7 separate regions of the Mus musculus genome follow, and all the other regions are linked to region 3. The links are chromatin loops, found by intact Hi-C in ENCODE. Cell type or tissue: left cerebral cortex. All regions are shown on one strand. Region 1 overlaps Clec16a (C-type lectin domain family 16, member A). Region 2 overlaps Clec16a (C-type lectin domain family 16, member A). Region 3 holds the start of Socs1 (suppressor of cytokine signaling 1). Region 4 overlaps Clec16a (C-type lectin domain family 16, member A). Region 5 has its middle 12 kb from the start of Rmi2. Region 6 overlaps Clec16a (C-type lectin domain family 16, member A). Region 7 overlaps Clec16a (C-type lectin domain family 16, member A).

What was found. A loop is a pair of places that touch in the nucleus more often than their neighbours do. Peaks named below come from ENCODE experiments on the same cell type or tissue, not always from the same donor. Only the 100,000 strongest peaks of a DNase experiment are listed, where the experiment ranks them.
Region 1: a loop joins it to region 3, with 3 times the contacts of the local background. A loop is called at or near these places in 3 of 42 quality-filtered maps.
Region 2: a loop joins it to region 3, with 4 times the contacts of the local background. A loop is called at or near these places in 31 of 42 quality-filtered maps.
Region 4: a loop joins it to region 3, with 5 times the contacts of the local background. A loop is called at or near these places in 15 of 42 quality-filtered maps.
Region 5: it touches region 3 in a loop (3-fold over the local background); 19 of 42 quality-filtered maps call a loop at or near these places.
Region 6: it touches region 3 in a loop (2.2-fold over the local background); 21 of 42 quality-filtered maps call a loop at or near these places.
Region 7: a loop joins it to region 3, with 8 times the contacts of the local background. A loop is called at or near these places in 31 of 42 quality-filtered maps.

Annotation. Positions count from the first base shown.
Region 1 is chr16:10,625,730-10,629,729 of GRCm38, forward strand. Clec16a (C-type lectin domain family 16, member A) reads left to right here. Exons shown (of 23, transcript NM_001204229.1): 13 at 1,650-1,772. Among named protein-coding and RNA genes, the nearest start is that of Gm52264, 31 kb to the right of the region's middle. In left cerebral cortex, a CTCF peak has its summit at 2,485 (motif pointing right); DNase peaks (open chromatin) are centred at 59, 682, 1,723, 2,276 and 1 more place; H3K27ac peaks cover 2,600 bases.
Region 2 is chr16:10,569,954-10,573,953 of GRCm38, forward strand. It overlaps Clec16a (C-type lectin domain family 16, member A), which reads left to right. Exons shown (of 23, transcript NM_001204229.1): 5 at 1,541-1,646; 6 at 3,347-3,470. Among named protein-coding and RNA genes, the nearest start is that of Clec16a, 27 kb to the left of the region's middle. In left cerebral cortex, CTCF peaks have their summits at 936 (motif pointing right) and 2,032 (motif pointing right); DNase peaks (open chromatin) are centred at 116, 948, 2,065 and 2,425.
Region 3 is chr16:10,784,764-10,788,763 of GRCm38, forward strand. It overlaps Socs1 (suppressor of cytokine signaling 1), which reads right to left and starts at 773. Exons shown (of 2, transcript NM_009896.2): 1 at 668-773; 2 at 1-158. The coding sequence starts at 108. Tnp2 (transition protein 2) reads right to left here and starts at 3,892. Exons shown (of 2, transcript NM_013694.4): 1 at 3,502-3,892; 2 at 3,172-3,330. The coding sequence starts at 3,838. The coding sequence ends at 3,314. In left cerebral cortex, CTCF peaks have their summits at 437 (motif pointing left), 650, 1,777 (motif pointing left) and 3,067 (motif pointing left); DNase peaks (open chromatin) are centred at 402, 829, 1,315 and 1,755; H3K4me3 peaks cover 1,791 bases; H3K27ac peaks cover 1,749 bases.
Region 4 is chr16:10,637,758-10,641,757 of GRCm38, forward strand. Clec16a (C-type lectin domain family 16, member A) reads left to right here. Exons shown (of 23, transcript NM_001204229.1): 17 at 1,030-1,158. Among named protein-coding and RNA genes, the nearest start is that of Gm52264, 19 kb to the right of the region's middle. In left cerebral cortex, a CTCF peak has its summit at 2,463 (motif pointing right); DNase peaks (open chromatin) are centred at 1,497 and 2,461.
Region 5 is chr16:10,844,919-10,848,918 of GRCm38, forward strand. No RefSeq gene overlaps it. Among named protein-coding and RNA genes, the nearest start is that of Rmi2, 12 kb to the left of the region's middle. In left cerebral cortex, a CTCF peak has its summit at 1,810 (motif pointing left); a DNase peak (open chromatin) is centred at 1,813.
Region 6 is chr16:10,664,011-10,668,010 of GRCm38, forward strand. The region is part of intron 18 of Clec16a (C-type lectin domain family 16, member A); the gene reads left to right. Among named protein-coding and RNA genes, the nearest start is that of Gm52264, 7.6 kb to the left of the region's middle. In left cerebral cortex, a CTCF peak has its summit at 1,780 (motif pointing right); a DNase peak (open chromatin) is centred at 1,643; H3K27ac peaks cover 927 bases.
Region 7 is chr16:10,564,116-10,568,115 of GRCm38, forward strand. The region is part of intron 3 of Clec16a (C-type lectin domain family 16, member A); the gene reads left to right. Among named protein-coding and RNA genes, the nearest start is that of Clec16a, 21 kb to the left of the region's middle. In left cerebral cortex, a CTCF peak has its summit at 1,568 (motif pointing right); DNase peaks (open chromatin) are centred at 1,584 and 2,477; H3K27ac peaks cover 590 bases.

The DNA.
Region 1 (4,000 bases), 160 kb before region 3:
ATAGCACCAGCATGTGCACAGTTTCTCTGGGAACCCAGCAGTGCCACCTCCACTGTCTTACCAAGATTCTAGATGAAACACCACCTGGTACTCAAGGGTTCTGAGAAGCGCCACCTCCCTAACTGGGATAACAGGAAAAGCTAAGCTTCAGGCATAAACAGTCCACAGGGGTCTCTGTACTTGGGTCAAGCACTGTGTTTATTTCTGCAAGTATTTCTCAAGCACCACATCAGAGGAAAGGATGGGAGTTCACAGTGTCTTGCCCCGGGCCCCAATCATTGTGGCAGCACTGGCAGGTCTTCCTGCCATCTCAGCTCCTGGCACCTCTTCAGGAAAAATATTATCATGGCCTCTGATTACAGACTTGCCCATTCCCTTTCCTTATCCACCCTCCATCCCACCCTTTCTTTTGTCTCTTATTACATACTATTTCTTTCCCTGGGGTGGGGGGTATTCCTTTGTATCTTGGTGATAGATATGCTTTATTGGTTTCACTTTTTGTCCACCTGCCTAGGCTAAAGGTTTGAGTCATCCTCTCTTTGTTGATCTACTCCTCAGGAGGAGGGCTGGCATCTGCCCCACTCAGCTCAGAGCCTGCCGCTATCATAGTGTGTTGGGCATCCCACTTAGCTCTTTGCTTTCATCAGTGAGAGCTTAAGGCTATGATTGTTGGGGCCTCATACATCTCAGCTCTGTTCCTTGGTCTGTGTCTGCATGGAGAAGAAAGGGCTGTCCTTACATGCACAGACTTGGCAGAGAATGGCAGTGAGTTGCTTTGGTGAAAGCTGCTTCTTTTCTACTTCTGCCTCATCTGTCAGAGGTGCCACCATTGGCTCCAGGGCCATTCTCTTCACTGCTAAGTGCCCGACAGCCCTTGTTTCTAATAGAGACACAGTAGGCCTTGAGCCACAGTGAGTTCAGTCAACAGTCATTGGCTAGAATGTGAGAACACTGTCCTATATGGCTTTCATAGTTACTGTTAGTTTTCACACCAGGTTGATGTCCTATTTACAAATAGCAATAGCAAATAAATGTTTTGTATAATAGTGTGTTTGTGTGTGTGTGTGTGTGTGTGTGTGTGTGTGTGTGTTTATTCATGTGGGTTTAGAGGTGTGTTGCGTGTATGTGTGTATTCGTATGGGCTTAGGGTGTGTGTGTACATGTGTGTATTCATGTGGGTTTATTAGGTATGTGTGCATGTGCATGTGTTTGGAGGCTAGAGGCAAACCTTGGGTGTTCCAGGTACCATCCCCCCTGCTTTTTGTGACAAAGTCTCTCACTGGCCTAGAGCTCACTGATTTGGGCTAAGCTGTCTGGCCAGTGAGCCAGGATCTTCTTAGTGCTAGAATTACAGCATGTACCACATACTGTCCATGGCATCTGAGGATTGAACTCAGCCCTCATACTTGTGCAGCAAGCATTTACCAACAGAGGCATCTCCCCACCATTGGAACATGTATGTTGTGATATATCTATGCACGCTCAGTGTACACAGAACCCAGACAGAAGCTAAACCAAGGCAGTGGCCATGCCAGATGTCACTGAAAAGTAACATGGTGGCAGTGGCTGCAGACCCCATCTTCAAAGAACTTTTATCTTCCCACTGAGCAGCTTTACCAAGGACCATTTTTCTTCTTTCTCCATTTCAGGCATGGATCCTGAAAAACTAAAACGAATTCAGCTCCCAGTGCCAAGTGAAGCTGAGAAAACCACCTACAACCATCTGCTGGCCGAGAGGCTCATCAGGATCATGAACAATGCTGCTCAGCCAGGTACTCCTGTCTTGGGGTATGCGAGGGAACAGATTCCTAGCCAGGCACAGAAGCTGTAGGTCCCAGATCTGCTCTTTTTGAGAAGCTGGAAAACTCTCAGCTTTTCCTTTCCCCTAGGCACCAACATCTGCCTTCTGTTGCGGGCAGGACTCGGTCTCTGGAGCTGTGTGCACCCTCAGGTGCAATCACACCTCTCTTCTCCCTCTTGACCAGCCTTTCTTTTCTTTCATCGTGGCTGGGACCCTCCTTTACTCGGGAGTCTGAGGCCATATTGTGGGGATGAACTAGGCTGGGAATCTGGGTGAATCAACAGGTTTGAAGGTCAGGTGAGGATACACTCTTTTTTTTTTTTTTTTTTTTTTTGAGGAAACATTCTTGTGCCCATTGTCTCCAGTGGTTTGGCCCAGCACCCATCTGTAGCCAGCCACTGAGGTGATGATAGCAGTGGGATGAAGCTGTGGGCCTAGGCTTTCCCAGCTGCAGTAAGGACTATTTTTACTCCAGGAGATATGTGACTATGACTAGAGACACTTTGAACAGAATGACTAATAATGTTCCTGGTCTAGTGCTAAGCACCTCAAGTTGCCCAGGACCTCTACAGGTTAGAGTTATCTGGCTTGGAATGTCAACGGTTGCATAGTAGCATTGAGGGAACTGTGTGGTCAGTGGTCAAGGATAGGGTCAGCTCTGGCTAGAACTTGTGAAGGCAGGAACTTGATGGCCAGCAGAGGGAGTGGAACTGCTCTGGAGAGGCACATAACCTCCAAGTGGAGAGGGAGAGGAGGTCTGGAGTGGATAGATTGGCCTGCAGGAATGAGCAGAGACCAATTTTCCCTGGGCTTTTATCATGCTAAACAGAACCTGCTTTGCACGTTTATAGCTTTGGCATTTGTAAGCACAAAATTTTCTCCTCTGTTTCAACCTTGGAACATTAGCGAATCAGCGGGCTGTTGTCTTGGGTGTGTCCCTGCTTGGGCCTCAGTATCTTAGAACTCAGGGACAAAGCCCAAAGACTCTCTGTTCCCTCATTCTCCTACTACACTTCCACCTTTCCTTAGAAATAAAATGCAAAGGGCTGGAGAGATGGCACAGTGGTTAAGAGCACTGACTGTTCTTCCAGAAGTCCTGAGTTCAATTCCTAGCAACCATATCGTGGCTCACAACCATCTGTAATGGGATCTGATGCCCTCTTCTGGTGTGTCTGAAGACAGTTATAGTATACTCGCATACATAAAATAAATAATAAAAAAGGAAGGAAGGAAGGAAGGAAGAAAGAAAGGAAGGAAGGACAAATAAGACAAATAAGACAGTTTGCTTAATAGTAGTTGGCCTTAGGTTAAGCAATAAGTATCTTCCCTAGGAGAAAGGAGATGGCTTCCAGTAGCAAGCAGTTACCTTTCCAATGCAGAAAGTAGCAGAGACCCAAAAGCATTATTAAGCCAGCGCCCACCCCACCCCCACTGCCCTAACAGATTTCATAAGTCAGCCATTGTGTTTGTGTTTGCTTATCAGTTTCTGCTTATATAGTTTAAGCTAGTCTGGATTGGCTTTCTGTTAACTGTGACCAAATTGTGATAAGCTTCGTGCTGTACTAGCCAGCACCCAGGCCTGGAGCCAGGTGCTGTGTAAAGTCCCAGGAAGAAATCTCTACAGACACCCAGTGTGGTCAGCCCCGTGGGAAGGAGAGTTTGGAGCCCCTTTCTGGACACCTTCCAAAGACTGGTGATGTCAGCAAGGGTGGGGTGGCTAGTGCTGGCTGTCAGGCCCGCTCATTCAGGCCCCAGAGTTGTTCCTGGACTTCTGCCATACTGTAGAACTGAGCCTCACTGGTTCTGCTGGGCCCCTTTGCTGTTGTTTCCTGATCAGGAACAAGGGTGGGAACACCTAGTACTCAGAAGTATAGGTGCTGAATGAAAAATGAAATAAGAGGAGGGTCTGACGACTCCTGAGAGTGCAGACGAGTCCTGTAGAGATAAGGGAGATAACTGAGAAGTAGGCAGAGGGAAGAGACCAGGCTGGGCATGGCCAGCAGACTGAAGTGGACCATGAGAGTAGAGAGCAAGCGAGGTAGTCTGGCCAAGAGACTAGTGTATGGCTGAGGTATATAGGCTGGGAAAAGGGAAATGGAACCCAGCCCCTGAGAGGGAAAAGTTTAGGGTAGTGGGTTGTATAAGAAGTGCTGAGTTTCAGATTTAGCAGGTGAGAGGGCCCAATTCTAAGTCACATGA
Region 2 (4,000 bases), 210 kb before region 3:
CGTGGGAGACCACAGCTCCTGTTCAGGGGCCTCTTCCCAGGGCTGACCAGCATCCTTCCAGCCAACTTCCCTAGAGTGAGTCACCCAGCAGACCACGGTAAGCAGTGATGCCATCCATGCCAGCCTCGTGCCACTCACACTCACTCACTCACATACACTTACTCCTAGCATACTCTTTGGTCACACAGGCATGATCTGCCTCTGTGGGCGGATCCAGCATGAGTGTGACACAGGTGGTGAACATGTTTGGGGACTGCCTTGGAAGCTAGATGTCATACAGCCAGCTGCATGTCATTTGTGTGGCAGATATCACCTGAGTGGTTGTCCCACATGCTCAAAGCCTGTTTTTGAAGTCAGACCACAATCCCAAACTTTCTGAGTTTGGGCAAAAACCATCAACTCTTGTTGTATGGCAACAGTGAACCTTGATTTTCATGATTCATTAGTCTCTCAGAAGAAAATGCTAGCCAAGGGCCAAAAACATGAATGCACTTGAGAAAATAACATGATAGACTCCTGTCCCTGCCACATAGTAGGTGCTTGATAAACATGTCCAGGGAACAGCTTTCACCCAAAGGCTCTCCCATGTGGAAGAAAACCCAGACCAGAGTGAGGGACAGAGTATTTTTTGCTCAGGTGCCTTCTGAGTCGTAGTGGGAGGGCAGAAGTCATGGGTCTGGAAGAGCTGGACATCCCAGAAGCCTTGAGGATTTTTTGGTTTTTGTCTGTGTTTGTCTGAGCCAGATTAGTAGTTTCCACTTTTTAGATTCATACTTGATTGCTGGTCCTCAAAATGGAATTGCCCTTATAATTGCCCTGTTGTTATTTTGTGTATCCTGCTCCATTCCAGGAAGGGCTAGCTTAGAGGATCTCTGTCTACCATCCCCTCTCCTGAGCCACTCACACAGACTGGGTCCCTGAACGATATAGGAACATTGGCCACAGGAGGACAGCAAAGTACACTGCCAGGGCATTTTTGCTCCATCCTCTCAGGCTAAGGCAGTGTGAGTCTTGTTCTGAACCATTTAATTGTTTCTCTTTGTCCCCTTTTAACAGCAGAAGACTCCTAAGACCCTCTGCCTCCCTGATAATGCTACACTTTTAGTATTTCCAAATGGAGAATGGTATAACAGCCAAGACATGCTTGAACCTACTCCAACTTGGTCTTTAATCAACCAGGTCTGACGTAAATAACTAGCACTATTCTCCATGCACTGTAGATGCCAAGGACTAGGCAGAGCACTGGACCAGAAATGACCTCATTTCGTCCCAGAGGCCAGAGAGTGTGTGCTAGTACCCCAGTTTTATAGGTGAAGAAGTGGACTCAGAAATACCTCCTCATACAGCTGAACATGTAGGCCAGGTCAGACATTCTGTGTACATTTTCTCTTCCCTGGCTTCCTCACCTCCCATCATGGTGACATCTGGTGTGTTTTACTTTGGTTTTGTTCTGTTTTATCACAGTCTGACACATTTCAGAAAGCTTTGGGAGCAGGTCTGTCTTTGGATTTGTAACTTTTGGAACCATTTTTTGTTTTAGCACACCAATGACTTTGCCCTGTACACAGAAGCCATCAAGTTCTTCAATCATCCCGAAAGCATGGTTCGAATTGCCGTGAGAACCATCACTTTGAATGTCTACAAAGGTAAGTTTCCTCGTGCACTTGGGCTTCAGGTCGTAAGCCAAGTGCTGGCTCCCAAGCTCACAAACACAGTTCCAAGTTACTGGAGACCTTGCCTAGTATGAGCAGTGGCTGCTTGTCTGACAGAGATTTGCAGGCATATCACTGTTCCTTGTGGAAATCTTTGAGCTGTATACTCTAGCATTGTTCCCTGCTGCTGCCCCACCTTAGTCTATCCCAAGAAGTCTTTGAGGGGTTGGAGTGGCCATAAGCTAATTAGATAAAGCAAAACTGTCTTGAAAATTTTAGCTTTAAATTTTTGTGTTTTGGCTTATAAAATACGCTGTTACAGTTATTTGTTTTATAGTTTATCTTTAAATATGCATGAGAGCATTTCACATCACAAGCAGCAGGAGGCAGTATTGTATTCCCAGCCAGCCACCAAGGCCAGTATTAACAACAGTCCTTCCTTTCTCTCAGATGTATGTAATGCTCCATCCTGTGTCCAGTGGAGAGTCTTTCCACAAGGCCTGCCGGTGCTGGCACACAGGCTGCCTGCCTGCCTGCAAGGTTTTGGAGCTGGAACTGGCCCTCTTAAGACAATTCCTAAAGGCTAATTAATTTCCTTGTGGAAACCACAGTGAAGCTGGGCCTCTAGTTTCTTGGCCATTCAAGGGCTTTGACTTTCATGAGTCAAGGTGGTATTACTTGAGATGCAATACCAGTTGAGGGCCAGGGAAGGTCACCTTAAATTTAATTTAAGAGCTTTTTCTCAGAGCCTAATTTGGTCCAGCCAGAGATTGCAAAATGAGAGCCTGTAGACACAAACCATCCCTCAGACACATTTCAGTTGGCTCAGATGGAAAAAAAAATATACAGAACATCCAGGAATACCTTGTCTCTAAAAAGAAAGTGTGCGTGTGTGTTTGCTTTAAAATATAAAAATTTGGAGTTTTTACACTGTGCATTTCTGACTTGAAGATGTGCATTTGGGTATTCAGGGCCCACACTCCCATGGGGAATTAAGTGGTCAAAGGCTGAGAAGCAATCGTTGCTAGGGCTCCAACCCCCTAATTTGCTCTCCCAGCCTTCAGACTTGGTTCGCTGTGCAGCCATTGACCTGGCAGACTTCTGAGTTTGCAGCCTTGGCCATGCATAGTTGGTTCCACTGTCCTATGCTCTGTTTTCTCTTGCTCTCTTCTAACTGTGTCTTTTGGTTTAGATGCCTCCTGACTAGGCTTTGTCCTTCTGGGCCGCTGTCTCACCTTCCCAGTTCCTAACCCTGTTAACTGTTGTCTGTTTTTGCCTTTCCTCCAATGCCGATTCCTGTTCCTTATTCCAGTGTCATGTAAGTTATTAACCTCTGGTTTTCCTCTTTCTGAGCTTGCCTTACAAGTAAATGCAGGAGAGTTGGTTTGAGAGTGCTGCGTTCTCAGTTTAGTCAGGCCTTGCCCTTGCTGATGTACAGGCTCTCCAGTGCACTGAGTGTCCCTCCCTCAGTTATAACAGTAATGACTAAGTGTGTTAGTTGAGAGAAGAGCACCAGCACAGCTTTGTGTGATAACTAAGATAAATATTTCCAAGTATTTTCAGGAAAGACAGAGTCTCAGATGGTAGCAAGGTTTTTCATGGTGATTTTTGGTTTGTTTGGGTGTTTTGTTTTGTTAAACTGTCCTTGAATTATTTTGGTGGCTTACTATCTCTTCTTTTGTGCGTCCTCTTAGTGGATAACCAGGCCATGCTGCACTACATCAGAGACAAAACCGCTGTCCCGTACTTCTCCAATTTGGTCTGGTTCATTGGGAGCCATGTGATCGAACTTGACAACTGTGTGCAGACAGATGAGGAGTAAGTAGTGTTCCAGCCGTCTCATTGGAGAACAGGGTGCTGAGGATGTGTGTTTCCACCAAGCAAAAGTAGAGAGGAGAGCAGCACTTGTGTCTACGCAGGCAGTCAGGACTCCAGGCTGCAGAAGGCTCTGCTTCCCTGTTTGGGGTGGTGGGAAGTTGGAATTTTCCCATGTGCCTCCGTATGGGCACTGGAGCAACACTGCCTCTAGCTGGGGCTGTGAGGCTGCTGATCAGAAAATGAGGGTGTGTGAATCACCAAAATGTAGTGCATGGGTGACTTGTTAAAGCCCTTGCCTCACAAACCTAAGGACCTGAGTTCTATCCCTGGAAACGACATGGAAGTGCAGGGTCCAGTGATTGAAAAGGCAAGTCTCTGGAGCTTTTCGGCCAGCTAGTTTACTTGGTAAGTTCCAGACCAGTGAGATACTCTGTCTTTCACAAAAGACAGCACACACAAGCACCACACACAAACACATGCACATATACTGTACCCTCTTTCCACACAGAACACAAAATGGCCAAAATGGG
Region 3 (4,000 bases):
GGCCGCTGGCGAGGACGAAGACGAGGACGAGGAGGGCTCTGACCGCCGTCGGGGCTCTGCTGCCGGGGAGATCGCATTGTCGGCTGCCACCTGGTTGCGTGCTACCATCCTACTCGAGGGGCCAGCTGGAGGGGTGGGCCATAGCGTCCGGGGCTGCGCTGATGGGGGAGACAGAGGCAGTGAGCCGGGCGTCCGGGTGGCACAGGCCGGCCAACAGACCCCAAGGAGCGAGAGCGGCACGCAGAATCCGCCCGGAGCTTGAGCCTCGGTGGGCTCATCTGCGAAGTAGGCCGTTCCTGTATGCGGAACCCTTCCAGACTGGCGGTGGAGCCCTGCCTCCCCGCGCGCGTGGAGAAGGGGGCGTGGAGAGGGGCCCGACTCCCGGCCGTCCCCGCTGGTGGCTAGTCGCCTCGCGGCTGCCGCCTACTGGCCACGCCGGGGACTGGAACCCGGGCGGAGGATCAGGGCTCAGGGCCGGAGAGGAGGGGCTGACGGCGCCCCGCTCGAGCGAGGGGCCTCCTGGGGGAGCCGGGGCGGGGGTGGGGGGGCGCCAGAGGCGTGGCATCCTCGACCCTGCCATACAGTCTGCGAGGTTAGTCCTGCCGGGCTCTGCTCCCATCACCTCCCATCCCCTCCCGCCTGCTCCCTCGCAGCTGCCTTGGCTCACCTGGCGGCAGGACGCGGGGAGCCGCGGCTGGGGGCTCCGGGGCGGCTGTCGCGCATGCTCCGGGGCTGGGAGCCGTGCCGCTGCCACGGCCGCAGTTCTCTCTGCTGCTGCCCGCCCCTGCATCAGGCTCTTAAACCAGGCAGGCCCCGCCCACAGGTCCAGCCCACCCCCGCTTTCGGTTTCTCTTTCCGGCAAGTCTTTCGGGTTCTCTCTAGACTCCTGAGGCTCTCCCTGGAGACGGTTCCTCTAACTTGGTTTCGCCTCGCACCTTCCCACATTGGGACCTCTGGGGTTCCGGCTCCAACCGGAATCTTGTGTTCCGTGCCTGGGGTGCTTAGGACTTGGTGCCCGCTCTTTTGCTCTACCTTCGCCCCAAATCGCAGCCCGCCGTGTGGGATGCTAGCGCGGGGCTGACACGCCTCCTCCCCTCCGGGTGTCTGCATTCTTCTGGTTAGGGCTCCGCCTCGCCTGGACCCTGTGCTCCCCAAGCAGCTCCTCCCTGCCAGGGTCCTTCCTGCCCAGGACCCGAAGGCCTTGGCAATCTCGACCCTTCTTGGAACCCGGCTAGCTAGTCCTAGAGACCTGTGGGGCCGCCGCCCTCCTCCAGAGCCGCGTGCGGGCCCCTCCCGTTGGCCATTCGGCCTGGCCTTGGCTTGGGCTTCCCAGGAAGCGGTGGCCTGACCGCAGAGGCTTCAAAGGAAGCCTAAGGCGGTGCGGGAGGGGCGCCCCCGCTCCCGGCCTAGTTCCTCGGAAACCGGGCGGGGTTGGGCTGGGTTCCCAGGGGCCTGGACTCACTCTCTGCACTCTTACTACGTGGGCAGCCGGAGAAACTGAGGCCCCGGGCGGGGCTGTGATTCCAAAAAAAGCTGTAATCCCCAAACTTTTGGTCAAGACTCCAGCAAGCATCTGCCTGTACAAGGGGCCCCGAGCACACCTTGGCTTAGGATCCAGGCAGTCAGACCTATCATTAGGACACTGTGTGGTTTCGTGATTCAGTTTGTCCTGAAAGGCCAGGAGTGGGTGCCTGGCTGACGATGTTTATGAATGAAGGCGGATGAGGTTCGCGTGCAGGCTTCCCTGTGCTCACAGTGACGCACACTGCCCTCTACAGGTTTCTCTGTTAGCTGTCAGGCGGCTCCTCTGAAGCTCTGAGGCCAAGTCCTGGTCTCCCCAGACAGAGCACAGAGCGCCATATTTCATCCTAAGCACAACCAAACTTATCTTGTGGTGCTTGAATTTGTGTGGCTGTGGTTGTGGTGCAGCCATGGTCAGTCTAACCCTTGGTGGGCGATAAAGGCTGGGTTTGTAGCACTGCCTCCCTCTAGCGCGTCTCAGCCTAGACTGGCCTTCAGGTCTTTCTGGTCTGGCAAGCATCACGGATGCTTGTTTGCAGTGCTGGGGACTAAACACAGGGCCTTGTACCAGCCTATTTTAGTAGTACTGGGGTTGGTGAACTCCATCCCCAAACTGTGCTTCCAGCCCAGGCAAAGTGAGGAAAACCTCTTGGGGTACAGTATCCCCTTGGGACTTGGCAGGCTTATTGGTGCTGAGGTGGGTGACAAGGCTGGGCTGGCTCCTGCAGGCCTGCCTCCCTGCCAAGCTCTTGGCAGACCTTTTCAGAAGAACCCTATAAATAGAGGACTCCAGGCCTCCACCTCTGCCTGCTCTCAGGAAATCTCCCCTCCTCCTCAGTCAGAGGGTGTGTCCTCTCGCCCTGCCCCTGGCTAGCCCTCTCCCATCCATCACATTCCAGTGATGCAGTCTTTAGTATATATGCCAGGGATCTGATTGCCTTCCTTCCATCTAAAGTACAGGGCAAGTCAAGCTGTCTTTGGACAACTTGGTTTCAGTTTCTAAAAGTTGTGAAAAAGAAACATGCTGAGCTGTATAGCTGCTTCCTGACCCACCCCCAGGGGTCCAGAGAGCCCAGTACCCACTGTACAGTGGCTGCCATTGTAGGGTCCTGCAGGCTTGGATGCAAAACGTGGTTCCATAGCCTAGCCTGCAAGCCACCTTTTTCCAGCATTCACAGTGTCCTGCTGGGAAGTACTGCCCACTGCCCCTGTGTGATTTTGAAAGTGTCAACGCAGATGGGAGAGGGAGGGACTGGGAGATTGTGCGGTGAGGTAGATAGCCTGTCCCACTTCTGGGAAAGCTCTGGGAAGTTCAGTTCCCTGAACTTGGTCCGTTAGCCAAGCAATGTTGCCTTGCTGTCATGTCTGCTGTGTACACTTGCGTGCAAGCATCCCTTGTGGATAGGAATGCTTTATTTAAAAAAATTAAAACTGCTGACTCAGGCTGGAGAGATGGCCGGGCGGTTAAAAGCACTGACGGCTCTACCAGAGGTCCTGAGTTCAATTCCTAGCAACCACATGGTGGCTCACAGCCATCTGTAATGGAATCTGATGCCCTCTCCTGGTGTGTCTGGAGACAGCGACAGTGTACACATACATTTTTTTTTTGTTTTTGTTTTTTTTTTTTTTAAAAAGCTGCTGACTCAAGACTAGTCTTCCAGGGTACAAGCTTTAATCCATGTTGCATAGAAATTGCTGCAGTGACATGTTCCTGTGACATCATCCCAACAGTCCCCTAGTGATGGCTATCTCATTTTGGGATCAAATGGACACAGGAACATCCTGGAGTGCGTCACTTGTATCTTCGCCCTAAAAGACAGGAATGGAAAAAGGACCTTTAATACCTGTCTGCTCCCCCTCCACTCCCCCCAGTCCATTCCACTCCATCTGGAAAGCAATTGAGTGCGTGTTGCTCAGGTAAGCCATGACCGCCTGGGCAGCCTTGCAGTGTTCCCTTGTCCCCGCTTGCCCTGCAGGTACCTGAGCTACGCCTCTTAGCTCTGTGAGTCCGTTTCCGCCTCCTGACGGCCTTTCTCTTGCTCACTTTCCCTTCAAAGGTCTTCCTGTTCTTGGGGCAGCTCCCGCGGTGGCTGGGTCTTGCAGGTGAGTGTCGAGAGTGCACGGATGGCTTGGGGTGCTTCATGGGCGGGCCAGGGCTGGGGCTGGAGCTAGAGCCCGCGTGGCCTGCCTGGCTGCAGCTCCGGCAGTGGTGGCTGCAGGTGCACTGATTGCACTGGTTACTGGTGTGACTTTGAGGCCGCGAGGAGCTGTGGGGGTGGGGATGAGTGGTGGGAAGGCTCTGCATCTTGGTGTCCATGGGAGGCCACACTCGGGGCAGAGACTTCCTCCTCCTCCTCCTCCCAGCAGGCCCGGCTTTGGGGAGTCCCCACAGCCCCTAGTTATATAGCTGGGCCGATTATGATGGCATAGGCCACAGAGGGTGACAGGTATGACAAAGCCCTGCCTCTCATCTTCACCC
Region 4 (4,000 bases), 150 kb before region 3:
TTCAACGTCTCCTCTATCTAGTGCGGAGTCCCCTCCCAGAGTGCTCCTCCATGGTGCCCCTTTCAGCTTGGAAATGTTAACTCTACAGGTTGTTTATGATTTGAAAAAGTTGGGGCTCCCAAGCCCCTGAAGTGTTTGCCTTTATTGCTTCCTAACTGTGTGCCCTTGGGCGGGTTACTTTTAATCTGAGTCTGGCTGTTTGTCATCTCTGCAGTGGAGACCTCTGAGTTGAAATACCCAGCAGCTGGCCTCACACAGGACCCATAAGCCAAAAGTGTGTCCTCTCCCTCATCCCACCCCACAGGAAGTGTGTCCCCTCCCCTCATCCCACCCCACAGGAAGTGTGTTCCCTCATCCCACCCTACAGGAAGCTTCCTGGGGTTTGCTTCTTTTACTCCAGTGTTTATGCGTTCTGCTGGACAATGCTTGCCATTCTCCAGAAACACTAAGGCAACACACCTGCAACTACAGTCAGTCCTCAGCTGCCCCTAGAACACTGGCTTCTGAGCTAGCGTGAGTGAGTGCCACTCAAGCTGCTCACACATTCTTTAGTGACTCAGGTTTATTACCAAAGGGATGACAGACCCTGAGACTCACTGTTATCCCCACCCCCATGGAGAGAATGGGAGGAATCCCATGGAGGAGGTCCTGGCACTGTAGGAGCAATGGAACCAATCTGTATTGTAAGAAGGCCCTGCTGTGAAACCAGTGCCAAGAACAGCCTGGAGTGGGAACATGGCTCTGCCACCCTGCTCTGGGATACAGGGATTTTGAAAAAGGGACTCAGGCCTCTGGAAAACAGTGTTAAACATGTCCCACAAAGGAAGGCAGCCAGTCAGCACTAGGCGGTCATGGGGCCCTCTGACTTAAATGAAGGGAAAAGTACACACACACAACTTGGAGAATGAAAAGAGCCTGCCACTCATCTGGCACACGAGAAATATAGGCCCCGTCTAACCCAGAGCTGGCTCATTTGTGGCCCAAGTACAGGAGGGCCTTTGCTGAGGCTTCCTGTGCTGTCTCTCCTAGATAAAGCCCATGAATGTGGAGTATCTCATGATGGATGCTTCCATCCTCCTGCCCCCAACGGGCACTCCACTGACTGGCATTGACTTTGTGAAGCGGCTGCCATGTGGTGATGTGGAGAAGACGAGGCGGGTGAGTAAGTGCTTTCTGGCCTCTCCTAGGCCATAGGGAAAGGGTCTTTAGATCAGTTGAAGCCTACCACCAATAGGTGTCTAGTCACCTGGAAAGAATAGCCTCACGCATGCACCTACTACCATACATGGCTTTCTTTCCAAAGCCTGGTGCCCTTGGAAATTGGAGATTGAGATTCTGTGGCAACTGGCACCTCTGTGGGCTGCTGTCAGACTACCTGCGCCAGGGCAGAGTGCAGCCAAAACCCTGGATGGAGGCCAAGCCAATCTTCTTTGAAGCAAGGGAACCCAGAGCCTAGAACAGCCAGTGTGGGAGGTGGATGTGAGCCCTAGGCACACTGGCAAGCTGTCCGATAGTGAGAGGATGGTGCTGGCTGCGCAGGAGAGCGTGCGTACAGAGCCCTGTTCTTAGAACAGCAGAGGTGATCCCCTTATCAGCACTTTGTTCTGAGGCGGCCGCTCTAGGAAGCAGCCTCGCTCAGGCTCTTCACAGTATTTTATCTCCTGCGTAAGATCTCGGTTTCTTTCTTAGAAAGCAGCACTGCCTTTTCCTGGAAAATCATTCCCTGGAGACATGACTGGGAGTGGATAATTTAGAGGCACTCATGATCGCTCCCAGGCTCACTACATCGTCCTTGGTCTGCTTGTGGCTTGGGGGTCTCACTTTAGGATTTCAGAAAGCAAGTGACATAAAGTTGTGTGTGCCTCAGACAAGAACCTCTGTGACCTCCTCCGCCCTGCTGGCACTTTTAACCATGTGCTCAGGGGCTACAGAGGAAGTGGAGACTTTGTATCTTCAAGCAACACACATTCCCAGCCCCCTGAGCAAACCACAGACTCCTGCAAGTTGTCCTCTGACCTCCATGTGTGCACACAACACAAATACTTTTTTTAAGTGTAAGATCAAAATACCAAAAGTGCCCCTGACTCCTGCCAGCCCATAAGGGACATCCATGTTGAAATCAAAGTCATCACAGTTTGGGGTTCCAAGCAGAACTTGAATTTGAGTTATCCCCACTCAGGTAGGGGCAGTTGGAAGGAGTGGCTGAGAAAGAACATGAGTTCCTTAGTCAGGCCTACAGAGGTTATAGCTGTGTGATCTTGGAAGCATTGTTTAAGTCCCTGAGCCTAAAGTTCCTCCTGTGCCCCCTCAGCTTTTGCCCACAGTAGCTGGCAGGATGGCTGTGAAGTTTCTGGCCGACAGTAAACACTGAAAGTGTGTTGGTGGGAAAGGAGTGCAATGCACCAGTGTCTTAAGATGAGCGAGAGGTTCCACTCAAGGACTCGCTAAGCTTAGTGCAGAGGAGAGCCAGCAGGGGGCGCGGGCAAATGGTAAAGTCTGAACTGAAGTATCAGCTATCTGGGAAGCCACTGCCCAAGGGTCCCTGTGCTAGGGTGTTGTGTTTGGTACTAGGGATGAGGCCAGAGCATGCACATGCCAGCACATGCTCACCCTCCTCTCAGTTTTGATTGAGACAGTGTCTTACTAAGTAGCCCAGATTGGCTTCTACCTCAGCCTCCCAGATATCTGGAATTACAGATTTGTGTCCCCACATTCTGATCCCATGTTCCCTGTGGGCACAGCAGGTTTTTATGTTTGTCACTATTGACCTTGAGGAAATGGGGTGGCTGTGTGTTACACATTAAAGAAAACTCAGTCAGAGCTCAGCATTTTTAAAGGAAGGACATTTTTCTTCCATATTTCAACACTTAGAGACATTTGCTTCTCCTCCCATCTTTGTCTACAAACTCAGCCCCTTATGATGGCACAGGAATTTTTGCCATGGTGTCACCTGCATCTTCCTTTGTTCATTGTATTATGAGGTTTCCTGTTGTAAGCGTGGTTTTCGCAGCTCTGGACAAGCTTCCCAGTTCTTACATGCTACCAGTGACATCACCCCAGCCTACAGGGGAGGGGCTTTCCTCTCTTTCTCTCTCTCTCTTTCTTTCTTTCTTTCTTTCTTTCTTTCTTTCTTTCTTTCTTTCTTTCTTTCTTTCTTTCTTTCTTTTGGAGACAAGGTCTCATGTAACCCAGGCTAGTCTTAAACTCACTATACAGCCACGGTTAACTTTGAATTCCTGATCCTCCTTCCACTACAGCTCAAGGGCGGAGAACATAGCCTGTGCCACCACGCCTGTCTGATGGTTTTCTAAGTGATTTTTTAGGGCTGCATAAAGGTTGTCAGGAGTTCTCTGCCACAGCTCCCATGGGTTTTCCCATTGGTCAGAGTTTAGGGCACCTCCATGTAATTCACTCTTTTCAGCTGAGCCATGAGAGCTACTTCATGAACACAGTGTTTTCTTTCTCTTGAATCATTTCTTTAGGACATGTTCTCAGAAGCAGGATTTCTGGTTCAAAGGGTATGGATTTTTTTTTCATCTCTAACGTCACCACCTAGCTTTCTCTCTGGGCCAGGCCCACATCCAGCTGCTTCAACCCTGTTTTCAGGATGACTTACTTTCACAGCTGTTTCCATAGCCTTGTGGGCTTCTAACCTGAATGACTGTCACCTAAATACAACAGCTTGCAAATATGGCAAGGAAGCTGACAGAAGTGACCTGAGCACTTGGTCCAGGGCCACCTGTGCCATGAAAAACCCTCACTCACCATGTACTCCTCCCCAGAGCTGAGCAGATACTAGGAACTCCTGCTCTCACTCAGCCAGGTGGAGCTGAGATTCATCAGCCTCCAGACCTTCTCTTCCAAAGCCGCTGTATGAGCTGGGTTTCTACATGCTGAATGTGACTGGGGATGGCTTCCAGACTCGGAGAAGCTAAGAAATGGAAGTTTCTTCATATTAGACCTCGGTCAACTGTCTTCCCTTTTGAAATTTGGTCTCCTG
Region 5 (4,000 bases), 60 kb after region 3:
TGTTTTTGTTTTTGTTTTGTTCTTTTGTTTTTCAAGACAGGGTTTCTCTGTATAGCCCTGGTGGCTGTCCTGGAACTCACTTTATAGACCAGGCTGGCCTTGAACTCAGAAATCAGCCTGCCTCTGCCTCCCGAGTGCTGGGATTAAAGGCATGCACCACAGGAGACACTGTCTTAAGACAAAACAAAACAAAACAAAACAAACAAAAACAGGTTTGAGGACAGCCAAGGCTACACATAGAAACCCTGTCTCGAAAAACTGAAAAGTAAAAAACAGGATGGGGGAGAAGGAGTGGATATGCCTTTAGTCACAGTTAGCCACAATGACCTACATCAAGCAAATAGCTTTGAGCCTGTGTCTGAAGACACCGTTCAGGGGCTCCCACCTTGTCACACTGTGGGCTAGTTCTGGTTCCACCATCCCCTGCCTGACCTGGGGTTTGAAGGTCAGCCTTCAAGGTGGAGACTTCGAGGTGGTTCTTCCTTCAAAGGATGCTGCTGGTAGGCTCTTGGGAAATGGAGTTTGCCACCCCTCCTTCTGAGTGGGGAGGTCTCAAGGTTGTTTTAGAATCCTTGCTTGGCATCTCTGTCCTCCGGGGACTCACATCACACACACACACACACACACACACACACACACACACACACACACACACACACACACACACAGAGTAAGCTGTAGGAGTTTCAGGTTGAAGACAGAAGCCACAGAGTAAAGGCACAGTGCTCAGGAGCCTTGGCATTTGAGGGCTTTAAAGCTTCTATTTAGTTAGCTAGTTGTGTGTGTGTGTGTGTGTGTGTGTGTGTGTGTGTGTGTGTAGGTGGACATTTGCTGTGGCATGGGTGTATAAATCAGAGGATAAATTGTGGGTGTTGATTTTTGATTTCTACCGGGTGGGATGCAAGGTTCAAACTCAGGTCTTTGGGCTCGGTGCTAAGTGCCTTTATCCTCAGAGCCATCTTGTTGGCCTGGGTTTGAGTTTTTATTGTTATTGTGATTTTAGTTTGTTTGTATTTTGTTACTTTTTAAGATTTATGTGTGTGTGTGTGCCCCGTGCATAAGCATGAGGTACTGTGTGAAGGTAGAGGACTGCTTTCGGTAAACCATTCTCCCCACTGTGGGTCCAGAGAACTGAGTGTACTGCATTTGACCCCTACAGCAAGTGTTTTTACCCACTGAGCCCATTTGTGAGGCAGTTTCTCATAGCTCATGTCGTCCTGATGACCTTGGCAATCCTCCTGAACCCTGGATCACAGCTGTGCTCTTCTGCCTGGTTCTTACGTGCTGGAGATTAACCCAGAGCTTTATGCATGGTGGGCAGACACCCCGCCAACTGAGCTGTGTCTCCAGAGCAGGTTTTTTGTTTTTCCCTTGTTTCTCCTTTTCAGACAGGGTCTCACTACGTAGTCCAAGCTGGCCTTGATTCTCTTCCCTCAGCTCCTGAGGTATGTACTACTGTGCCAGCATTTTGGGTCCCTTGCAGGTGCTGGCATGAAGGCAGGAAAGTACTCTTCAGAGAGGAAAGATCTGGACGTATAAAAGGGCCATGGCAAAGAGTAAGTGCTAGTGTGCCTGGACAGTGACTTCCTCGATAAAGACACCAGCACAATTGCATACTTGGTTTGCGCTGAGCATCCTTTGCCTAAGAGGTGTGTCTGCTCGCCTTGCATTGCCCCAGCAGGCCACAGGGGCAAGTCGTGAGCTAGTAGGTGCCTGGTGGTGTTAGGGACAGTGTTCTTCAGAGCCAGCACCTTAATTCTTCCCTGTTGGCTCCTTGGGACTGCTCTAGAGTGGAGTATAGCACCCCCTGCTGCTTGGCCTGGGTCTGGTCTGAGCCCTAGGGAATGGGATGAGAGCCAGAGATCACAGAATGAAAAGCCACAAAATGAAGCAAAGGAACAAATAGGGCCACAAGAAATTTCACAGCCAACCACCCTGGGAGTTCTGCCCATTGTGGCCAGACAGGTGGGGGCAGAGTGGGGGAAGTTTGGACACCAGATGGGTTTCAATGGACTTGACATTCAACTCTAGTCCCTTTTATTAAGTGACTCACCTTGGGTGAGTCTCTTCATCTTTCTGAGCTCTTTAGGCTTTTTAGGCTGTTTAGGTCACTATGTAGAAGCTTAACTGAAACTCCTGAAGTAGCCCAGGTTATCCTCCAACTTGCAAAGATTGTCCTGCCTCTGCCTCTCAACTGCACCACCATGCCCAACTCTTATTGTTTTTATGAGCTATTATAATTACTATGATTGTTGTTGTTGTTGAGACTTCTCACAATTGTAGCCCTGGCTGGCCTGGAACTCACAGAAATCTGCCTGTCTCTGCTTCTAGCATGCTGGCATTAAAGGCATGCACCACTATGTCTAGTTATAAGCATTTAGAAGTATTTAGCACTTGGGCCTGAACCCAGGGTCATCCCAGGCAAGCACTCAGTCTCTGAGCCATCCCCAGCCCCTCTGCACCGTTTGCTTTCAGATAAGGTCGTACTAACTTCCCTGGGCAGCTGAGTATCTGGGATTGAATCTGAGTCACTAAGCTCTTTATAAGCAACTTCAAATTATTGTGGTTGTCCTCGTTATCATCGGGGACATGATATATATATATCATGAGGACAGGTTGCCAGTGCTTATAGGCAAGCTTACTGACCTGAGTTCATTTCAGGGAACCTACAGAAAGATGGGGGGGGGGAGCTATCCCTGAAAGCTGTCCTCTGACCTCCATATAAGTCAATGGCATGTGTATGCCCTTATATCCACATATAATAATAAATAAAATACAAGTTCAAATGGACAGACTTAGCATTATTATTATGTGCTGGGGATGAAACCTAGGGCTTCCTATATGTAGATGAATGCCCTACCTCGGAACCACATCTCAGCCCTCTGGGCTTATGTCTGACCTCTGTAGAGAAGAATGCCTGGGGTCAGAAAGAGTAAACGACTCTCTACTCTGCTGCTAAGGGAATCCAAGCAGTAGGTGACTTGTTGTTTTGTTTCATTTTGAAACAGGGTTTCTCTGTGTAGCCCTGGCTGTCCTGGAACTCAATCTGTTGACCAGGCTGCCCTCAAACTCAGAGATCGTCCTGCCTCTGCCTCCTGAGTACCCAGATTAAAGGTGTGTGCCACCACACCTGAGTGTGGCCTTTGTCATGAAGCCCCAGTGCCTGCTGGGCCCTGGGTCTGGAGACAATGGGAGGAAGATCCTTGGTTGCTGCACAGCTTGCCTTATCTCTGCTGTATGCATGCAGGCTCAGCTCATCGCAAGAATCACTTCTGAGGCTAAGGAATGTGGCTCAGTTAGTAGAGTACTTGCCTAGTGTGCGTGACGCCCAGGGTTCATTTCCCAGCATTGCATTAAACTGATCATAGTGGTACACACCTGCAGTCTCAGCGCTCAGGAGGTGGAGACAGGGGGATCAGAAGTTCAGGTCACCTTCTGCTCAGTGACTTAGATAGAGGCCAGCCTAGGCTTATAGAAGTCTTTTATTGTTTAAGTTGGAAAAAGTCCATTTTGCAACTAAGATAGTGTTCACAGGTTCTGGTTAGGGTGTCATCACAGGAGAAGAGGGCCATTCTGGCCCCTGGCTGCACAATTATCTCATAGCAAGGTTCCTGAATGCCTCCTCCCACTGTAGCATTAACCCACCTCCCCAGAGGTCATCTAGCTCAACTGAACAAGCAGGGATGTGGTGTGGACAAAGATCAGCCTAAGAAACAGAGGCCCTGTGCTGGGAAATTCAAAGCTACAAACACCTGCTCCTCCCTTCTGGCCAAATTGGGTGAGGAAAGGAAGGGCTTTGAAATCTCATTATTGACTGCACTTACCTACTTCATGCATATGTACATGCAGAGCTAGGAAGGGGGGCAGGAGGACCAGAAGTTTCAGGTCATTCTTGGCTACATTGCAAATTAGAGTTCAGCCTGGAATATATGAGACTATCTCAAAAAGAACAATGTTAGGGAATAGCAGAGTTGGTGATTGCTGTTTGGCTGGAATATTC
Region 6 (4,000 bases), 120 kb before region 3:
AGTCTGTCCTCTACACCCTCTTCTCAAAGAGTAGAAATGATCCCGATCAATACCCACTGACAGTGGCTGGACAGCTGGCTCACTCCACCTCAGCCCTGTATTTACACTAGGATAGAAGCCCATCCTGGTGCTGGGAATTGGAACGCTCTTCCACGCCTTCTCTTTGCTGTATACATGTTTGCCTAGCAAATAATAGCTGAACATACTTCCTTTGTAAAAGACTAAAACCACGCATAGTCTGCTAAAAGGTGAATGTCATCTTCCTCTCCTGCCCAGTGCCTCACCCAGGCTAGCCTGGGGCATGCGGCTCTTGATTCCCCGCCCTTGTATCTGCACACACTCACACCTGTCTTCCCACAGAGCCTGGCCTGCTTGTATCACGGTTGTCACCCCAGCCCTGACATGGGCCTTGCTCTTATTTGCTACTCAGTAAATATTGACCTACTGAATGGCTGCCATTTTTACACAACTAGGACTGTATTCATCGTGTTCTGCAATTTAGTTTTGGCACTTTGAAGTGGGGCTTTCCTGTGTCAGGAACATGGGTGGAGCTTATTGTACTTGACTGCATTCAGTGGAAGTGCCCAGTGTATGATGTCCATTGTGCAAGTACCATGAGCACGGGCATTGTACTGCATCTGGTTACTCAGTGTCTCAGAGGACCTGGAGCGTGAGTGTGAGCCCTGTCGGCAGCTGTATTCCAGCCTGGTGCTTTACTGGAAGGGACTTACCACTGTGCAATTGCTGGGCTGAGTTAGAGCTAGTAGGGACCTTAATGATAGCTCATATCTTGAAAAACTGGCCATCTTTGCCACCTGTGTGACAGAAAAACAGCTTCCATCCAAGAGTCCTCAACTTGAAGCCCTTGTCAAGGGTCAGGAGGTGGCCCAGAGAAGGCTCCTAGCTCAGAGAATGGAGTTGGTTAGAAGGCCAAGACGACTGTCAGGGAGCAGGATTCAGCCTGCCAGGCCCCCCCTCCAAGCCAGTCGGCCCATCAGAGAGGTGCCAGGGAAGACTTCCTGCAGCTGGAATTTCTGCATCCATCACTCCTGTGTCCAGGCCACACAGCTGCAGTCACTCAGATTCCGGCCATCCTTCACACTCAGAATTGCTGTTTAGACATTCCCAGCCCTCCACTCTGTCGGTGTTTATTTTAAAATCATCCAGAAACATGCTTGCAATGTTAGTTAGCTCTGTCAAACTCTCCATTGCATCAGGCAGTAGTACGTCATGTGCATGGGCCCAGGTCCTCAGAAGACTCACTTGAGGAGGACCTGCCTCAGAGGAATGCGCTTCAGAAGCCCTTTGAAAGTCATGGCTGAGGGAAAGCAGTTTGCTGTGTTTGTGGGTTCTCTGAATCAGCTCAGGGGCCACTCAGAGAAGGGATGACAGGCAAGCAAACCACAGTCTTCTGTGACAAATGTCCTCAGGCAGCAAAATGTGATGTTGACAGGCACGGGTACTGCTGCGGAGCCCAGGCTCCACCATGGACCATTCATTGCTACACGTCTTCCAGTAATCCCTCTCCCCAGCCCCCAGAGCAACTGCAGCCCTGGTGCAGTGCGCTTTTAAAGCACCCCACCTCCTCTCTCTGTAAAGCCCTGAGGCAAGCAGTTTTCCCCTCTGTTTATATCTACCACACACACACTGTGAGCTGCTTCTATTAAAAGCAGTCAGAGATTGATAACGGGTGTTAAGAAGGATGTCACTTATTTCACAGGGTGAAAGGGAAGTTGCTGTGGCTTTCAGTAAAAGCTCACAGACCTAGGCCGTGGCAGCATGCTAACCACTGGGGGGCAGTGGAGCTGTGTGCCCCCAGCAGCTTCCTTCCCTGGCACTCCTTGAGTCTTAGGACTCCTCACCTTAGAGGACAGGGAAGGGCACCAAGAAGGAGGCAGATGGAAAGGTAGGGATGAGGGTTCTCTCTATAATGTGACCACCAGCTCAGGGATATGAGGACACATCCTCAGCCTGACCTTGGGGTCCCTTCATTGGAAAATGGGAAAGCTTCATGCACTATACGCCTGAGGCACAGCAGGCCTCTGAGAGGTGTTGCCAGCTGAGACTGGATGGAGGTCTGAGTTCTCCTTCTGAATCACCCCACTTTTCTTCACAGGCCAGGGGTGCTCACTAACTGAGCTGAGCAGAGGTCTCCGATACCATAGGGCTGGTGGGGTGACTTCATCACCCCCCAGCTACCATAGGTTTATTTCGGCATGGGCTTCCCTACCAGCTGGCACTCCCTCTCTGTTTGGGCCTAACGGTCAGGAGCCCTCCATATCCAGGAACTATCAGCTCTTCGAAAAGCATATTCATCTCATCCCCTGGCGAGCAAGGTTCCCAAGGTTTTCCTAAAAGTCATTTTGGAAATGCAGATTTGAGCACAGTTGACTTCAGTTCCTGGCACTTCAACCCTTCCTTCACACCTCTCTGGTTCTTGGCATCATGGTGAGAGCAGAAGTATGGAGCTGGAGTCCGTTAGAGTCTGAGTACCAAGGCTTTGTGTGACCCTGGGTGTCTCTCTGAAACTGTGAGCCTCAGTTGCTACATGTACAAAACAAAATGCTTGTAGAAACTAAACGGTCCATAATATAACCCTGGGTGCATGGCAGCTGTTATGCTAACTGCTGCATCATGGAGTCCTTAGCAGGGGAAGAGTCAGGATATCGGAAGTTCCCCACCTTGCCCTGTCCGGCACAGAGGTCCCTATGAACCATCTTCAATTGGGCCTTCCCTTCGGTCCCATCCTTGAGTTCCCTGCTGAGCATCAGTCTCCTCTTCCTCTTCATCCCTTCACAGCCTTTGCTAGCCCAGATTAGACCTGCTCATTACAGCAGTGAGGAGAAGAGAACAAAGGGGAACACAGGGTAGAAACCAGGAGTAGGGAGACGCCCCACTTCAGCTGAACCAAGTTACACAGGCACACCTGTCTGCTGCCGTCCTGTCAGCTGCTCAGGGGGACAATTCACACAGCGGTGCCTGCCACCAGCAGCCTAAGGAGTTCTGCTCAGGCAAACCAAACCCTTGACTATGCCACAAAAAGGACCTGCAGCAGAGTTATTAAGACAGGGAGAAGGCATACTTAAATGCTGTGGGGGAAGGGAGTTTGACATCCAAGGCACAGGCACAGGCCTTTTGAAAGTCATACTTGGATGTATTTACAATGGACACAAAAGGACATGGCTTTTTAGGTTACATTGTTCCAAGGGTGTAATTTACAACACTGTTTCAAGGAAAAAAACCTGGAAAGTAGACCTTTAAAACCATGTAAAGATCGCATATAAGCCAGTCATTTGTCTTAGTGTAAAGATCCCTCTGGAAGTGAGATGTGTGAGGGGTGAGGACAGTGAACAGAGTTAAACTCAAGGCCACAAGCAGCCTGCCCTAAGTGAGCAAGCTAGGTTTCACTAATGTCCTCCTAGCAGTGTCTTTAGGAAGACAGACACCAACTCTGTAGGCTTTTGAACGGACGCCTTCCCCTTCCCAGGTCCCCTGAATTTCCTATCTTCCTCTACAGCCTCACAGTGAGCCTGGCTAACACATTCTGGCAGGCTAGAGGGCATGCCTGACTAGTAACAGTGCTTTGGGTTTGGTTCTGTTATCATTGTCTAGTTAGTTAGTTAGTTAGTTAGTTAGTTAGTACATAATAGCACTATGTGCCCAGGCTGGCCTCCAATTCTGTATCTTTTTGATAAGTGATGGATGCACAGGTCTGTGTGGCCATGCCTGATTTGCATATGTACCAGTGTTTTTCTCCCCTGCTTCCTTTTTGGAAGTGAACAATGACAAAGTCCTTTCTGTCATATCTAAATGTCTTTTGAAAAAAATCAGTACTTCTGCACCAGGCAGGACACATATCTACACAAACAGCAAAAAGAACATGGCAGGATAGAGTGGAGACCCTCTGAAGGCAAAAATCCCCATGCCTCCAGCTGCTCCAGAAAGGCCATTGCCACAGCCAAGCCAGGTGATGGGTAAGAGAAGCAGTGGCTTGTGGGAC
Region 7 (4,000 bases), 220 kb before region 3:
ACGTGGCAGTGGAAGAGATGTGAGTGTGTGCACACGGCCACACTGCAGAGTGCACGTGGCAGTGGAAGAGATGTGAGTGTGTGCGCACGGCCACACTGCAGAGTGCACGTGACAGTGGAAGAGATGTGAGTGTGTGCGCACGGCCACACTGCAGAGTGCACGTGACAGTGGAAGAGATGTGAGTGTGTGCGCACGGCCACACTGCAGAGTGCACGTGGCAGTGGAAGAGATGTGAGTGTGTGCGCACGGCCACACTGCAGAGTGCACGTGACAGTGGAAGAGATGTGAGTGTGTGCGCACGGCCACACTGCAGAGTGCACGTGACAGTGGAAGAGATGTGAGTGTGTGCGCACGGCCACACTGCAGAGTGCACGTGGCAGTGGAAGAGATGTGAGTGTGTGCACACGGCCACACTGCAGAGTGCACGTGACAGTGGAAGAGAGGTAACCGTTCTCCTTTTGTCGGTGGAGTTCGGCATTGGTGGCAAGAGCCTTTACTTTCTGAGCTCTCTTGTCAGCTTGCAGGAACTTGCTCTTAAGGTAACTAACTCGTCAAGGGCCAGGAGAGGAGAAATTCACAGTGAGAAAGATATTAACCCACTCATGACAGCTTCACTCCATCACCTAAATACCACTCATAAGCCTTACTTCCTAACGTGGCCTCATTTCAGGAATAGAGGTTAGGACTCATGAAACCTGGGGCCACATTAGACCTTAGCTACCTTCTCACAGTACCTGGCCCCGCCTGTGAGAGAATGAAGTCAGAGAGCTCAACCTCTGGTCTCTCTGACTCCATGGGGCACTAATTCTGTCAGGGGTGGAGCCTGACCCTGCAAACTCATTTAATCGTAATTACCCTGTCATCACATGTAGTCACACTGGAAACGACATGTGCAGCTTTTGACTATGTTGAGGGTAGTTCAGTGTGGTAGGGTTCCATGAAGGACTCCTGCTGATTGACTTGCCATCCCCTCAGCATGGTTCAATTTCAAAGATCTAATGACTGAGGAGTACATAGGCCAGCACTTCTAAGAGCAATGGAGAAGGCAGAGAGGTCTTAGGGGTGCCTCTGCTTCAGTTTTGTTGCCCAGCAAGCAAGAATTTAACTCAGTTCAACCCTCAGCCCCATTTATTCTTCTGAGAGGCAGGGGCTACGGAGGCTCTTGTTATAACTCCAAGAAAGTTTGAGTCATGGACCCAAAGTAACCAGTACAGCACATTCAGAGTAGAGGAGAGATTTTAGCACAGGAGAATACACTCAGTGGTCCTCAGTGTGGTGCTGGCATTTTCTGGAGCTGCTCTTAGTTGTCATAGTCCATCCGAGTAGAGGGAGGCTGCAATCCCCAGGGCAGACCTTCAGCAGAGCATTACCAGACCCTTATCTATGCTGGGACTGAGCCAGCCTAATTTCATTCTGTGCTAGTTACTTACTCCAAATGCAGCACAGTGCAGGTCCTGCTCTTGAAAGCAAGAGAAAAAACGGTGGAGCGCCCAGAGCAAAGGCAGGTACTGACTTCTTGGGGCAAATCAAGTTGCTGGGTGGTGGTGACCTTAGCAGTGGCCACTAGGTGGTGCTGTAGCCACAGAGCCCTCCTCCTCCTCCCCCTGACCACAGATGGTGCTAATTCACATCTCCCTGTGTGGTTTCCCTTGTTATCAGCTTCTGTTTCGCTGGATCTGGAATAAGTGTGGTTTCTGAGCTCAGAGGGGAAGATCCAGCTCTGAGGTGCAGGCTCAGGAATGTTCTGAGGCCATTGGGACAATTCCAAAGTCTTGACCTTTAATATGGGGTCTTTGGAGTTTTATCTTGGTGACCCTTTTGAAATCCATTTAGGGCTAGGATTAACAGTACGTCCTTTGAAAGTTTTAGCTTCTTGGTGAAGTACCTTGAAGATCTGATGTAAATCCTTTGAGGTGGCCTCTGCTGTGCAGCTGACATGTACATCACCTTTCAGAACTTCCTGTCTGAGGATTTCAGACCTCTAGGTCGGAGCCATTAGCTGTCATCACGGGTCACCAATCTGTAATGGAGAACTTAGCTGCCTCACAGGGCTCTTGTGACCTTTATTCCAGTCTCCCCACTTCTCCAGACATGGCTCCTGATGACCCTCTCTGCCCTCTGCATTGGTGCTATTTCAGATTCGATACAAAAGTGATCCGACATGTGCATGGCTCTAAAAGGAAGTGGGAGCAGTGTGGGAGCTGCCTGCAAAGCCCAGCAGACACACACCTTTGGCTTTCAGGACAGTTTATTAAAAGTAGCTTTTGAGGCAGTGTTCTCTTTGTAGTGTAGTTTGGCCTCAAACTCTCAGTCTTCCTGCCTCAGCTTCCAAAGTGCTGGGATTAAAGGCATGGGCCACAACACCCAGCTCTGCTTCAGTCTCTGAGTGCCACCATCACAGTATATGTATGCCATATGCCCTGCTGCTTTTATTTTTACTTTTTAGTTTTAGTGGGGGAGTCATTGTAAAACAGCATAACATAGTCACAGAAGTGCAGTCAGGTGCCTGTAGCCTCCCACCCTGCACCCAGCCATGCAGGCCGTCCTACTCACTCTGCTGTTCCTGCATGTGACTCGCCCTGATCTATATTGTTATTAAATGAACCTGACTGTGGGCATCTAGGTGCTTTCCAGGTTCTCACTATTACGCTATTACAGGGAGGCATTGCACAGATGCTACTGTTGCCTCTTTGTTTGGTGACCTAAGTAACAGAGGCCCAAGAGACTGAGATTACTTACTGACTCCCAGGTTTATTATAACAGAATACCACAGAATGTCAGCCACAGTGAGGGGGTAGTAGAAAAATCCCAGCCACACAGTGGGCCCCTTTACTGATCCCTAACCCCCCACAGAACCTTGTAGAGGACTTAAAAAAGCCCCTGTGAGGAGCAGATGAACCTTGTGGCTGTCTCAGGTGTAGAATGTAGCCAGACTTTCTTCACACACCTTAAGCTGCTAGCTTTTGTGCCATTTGTGGCCCAGAAGCAACTGGCCTATAAATACAGAACTTACTGAGATGTCCTAATTTCCTCCTCCTGTTCCCATTGCCAGATCACAAGTGTTCCAGTTGTCAGAAGCACCTAAGTATTATGTTACATGGTAAATCACAGGTGGATAAGTAAGTTGGGGACAGTTTTAACAGCAAAGAGGGGGAGGTAGTGTGGCTATGACAACATTCAGACGCAGTGATGAGAGAGACCAGACACTGACAGCCTCATCCTGTTTCTATGACAACACTCAGATGCAGTGATGAGTGCGAGGCCAGACACTGATACCCTCATCCTGTCTGGCTCCTCTGTGTAAGGTTCACAAGCAGGTGCACAAGTCTATAGAGATGGGGTTGGAGTGGTTCCCTGCCTTGAGAGAAGATGCTGACAGGGCAGGGGTATGAACAAGCTTCCGAAGGAACTGCAGATACACCGGGCCTTAACTGAGTGGGGCCTGCACAGCATACATCTGTATCTATGTCCCATAAGCAGACACCTGAGGCTCACATGCTTGAGTGTTAAATGTGTGTGTGCAGGAGCTTGAGGTTCTATACAGTGCCATTTCCACATATAGCAAGCTTACCTGGAGCACTTGTGACCATGACTTACTTAACAATGTATTCAAGATTTTTAGGGCCCCACCCACTCTCCTGGCCTCTCTTGGAGCTGGCCCCAAGAGCTGCCTCAGGTATCAGAGACACGAGGGCAGTCTGGCTGCATTATCTTTCACCATGATGATCTCTAGGGTTGGTTTAGCTGATCTTGCTGGCTAGGTTCGTTCACTATCTTGGGTGTATTCCTTCATAAGGTATATGCTCTGTTGACATTGCCAACCTCCCCGACAGAGGTCAGAGGTGTGAGTAGTGCTGTTCCCCTTAGAACCAGGTTAGTGTTGGGTAGTTAGGACCTGAGGTGGTTAACCTGATGCTAGACACATGGTGGGGATAAAGGGACTCTTATGAGATTGTCAGTAGATAGAGATTAGAGACACATGCAGCCCTTTCTGGCATTC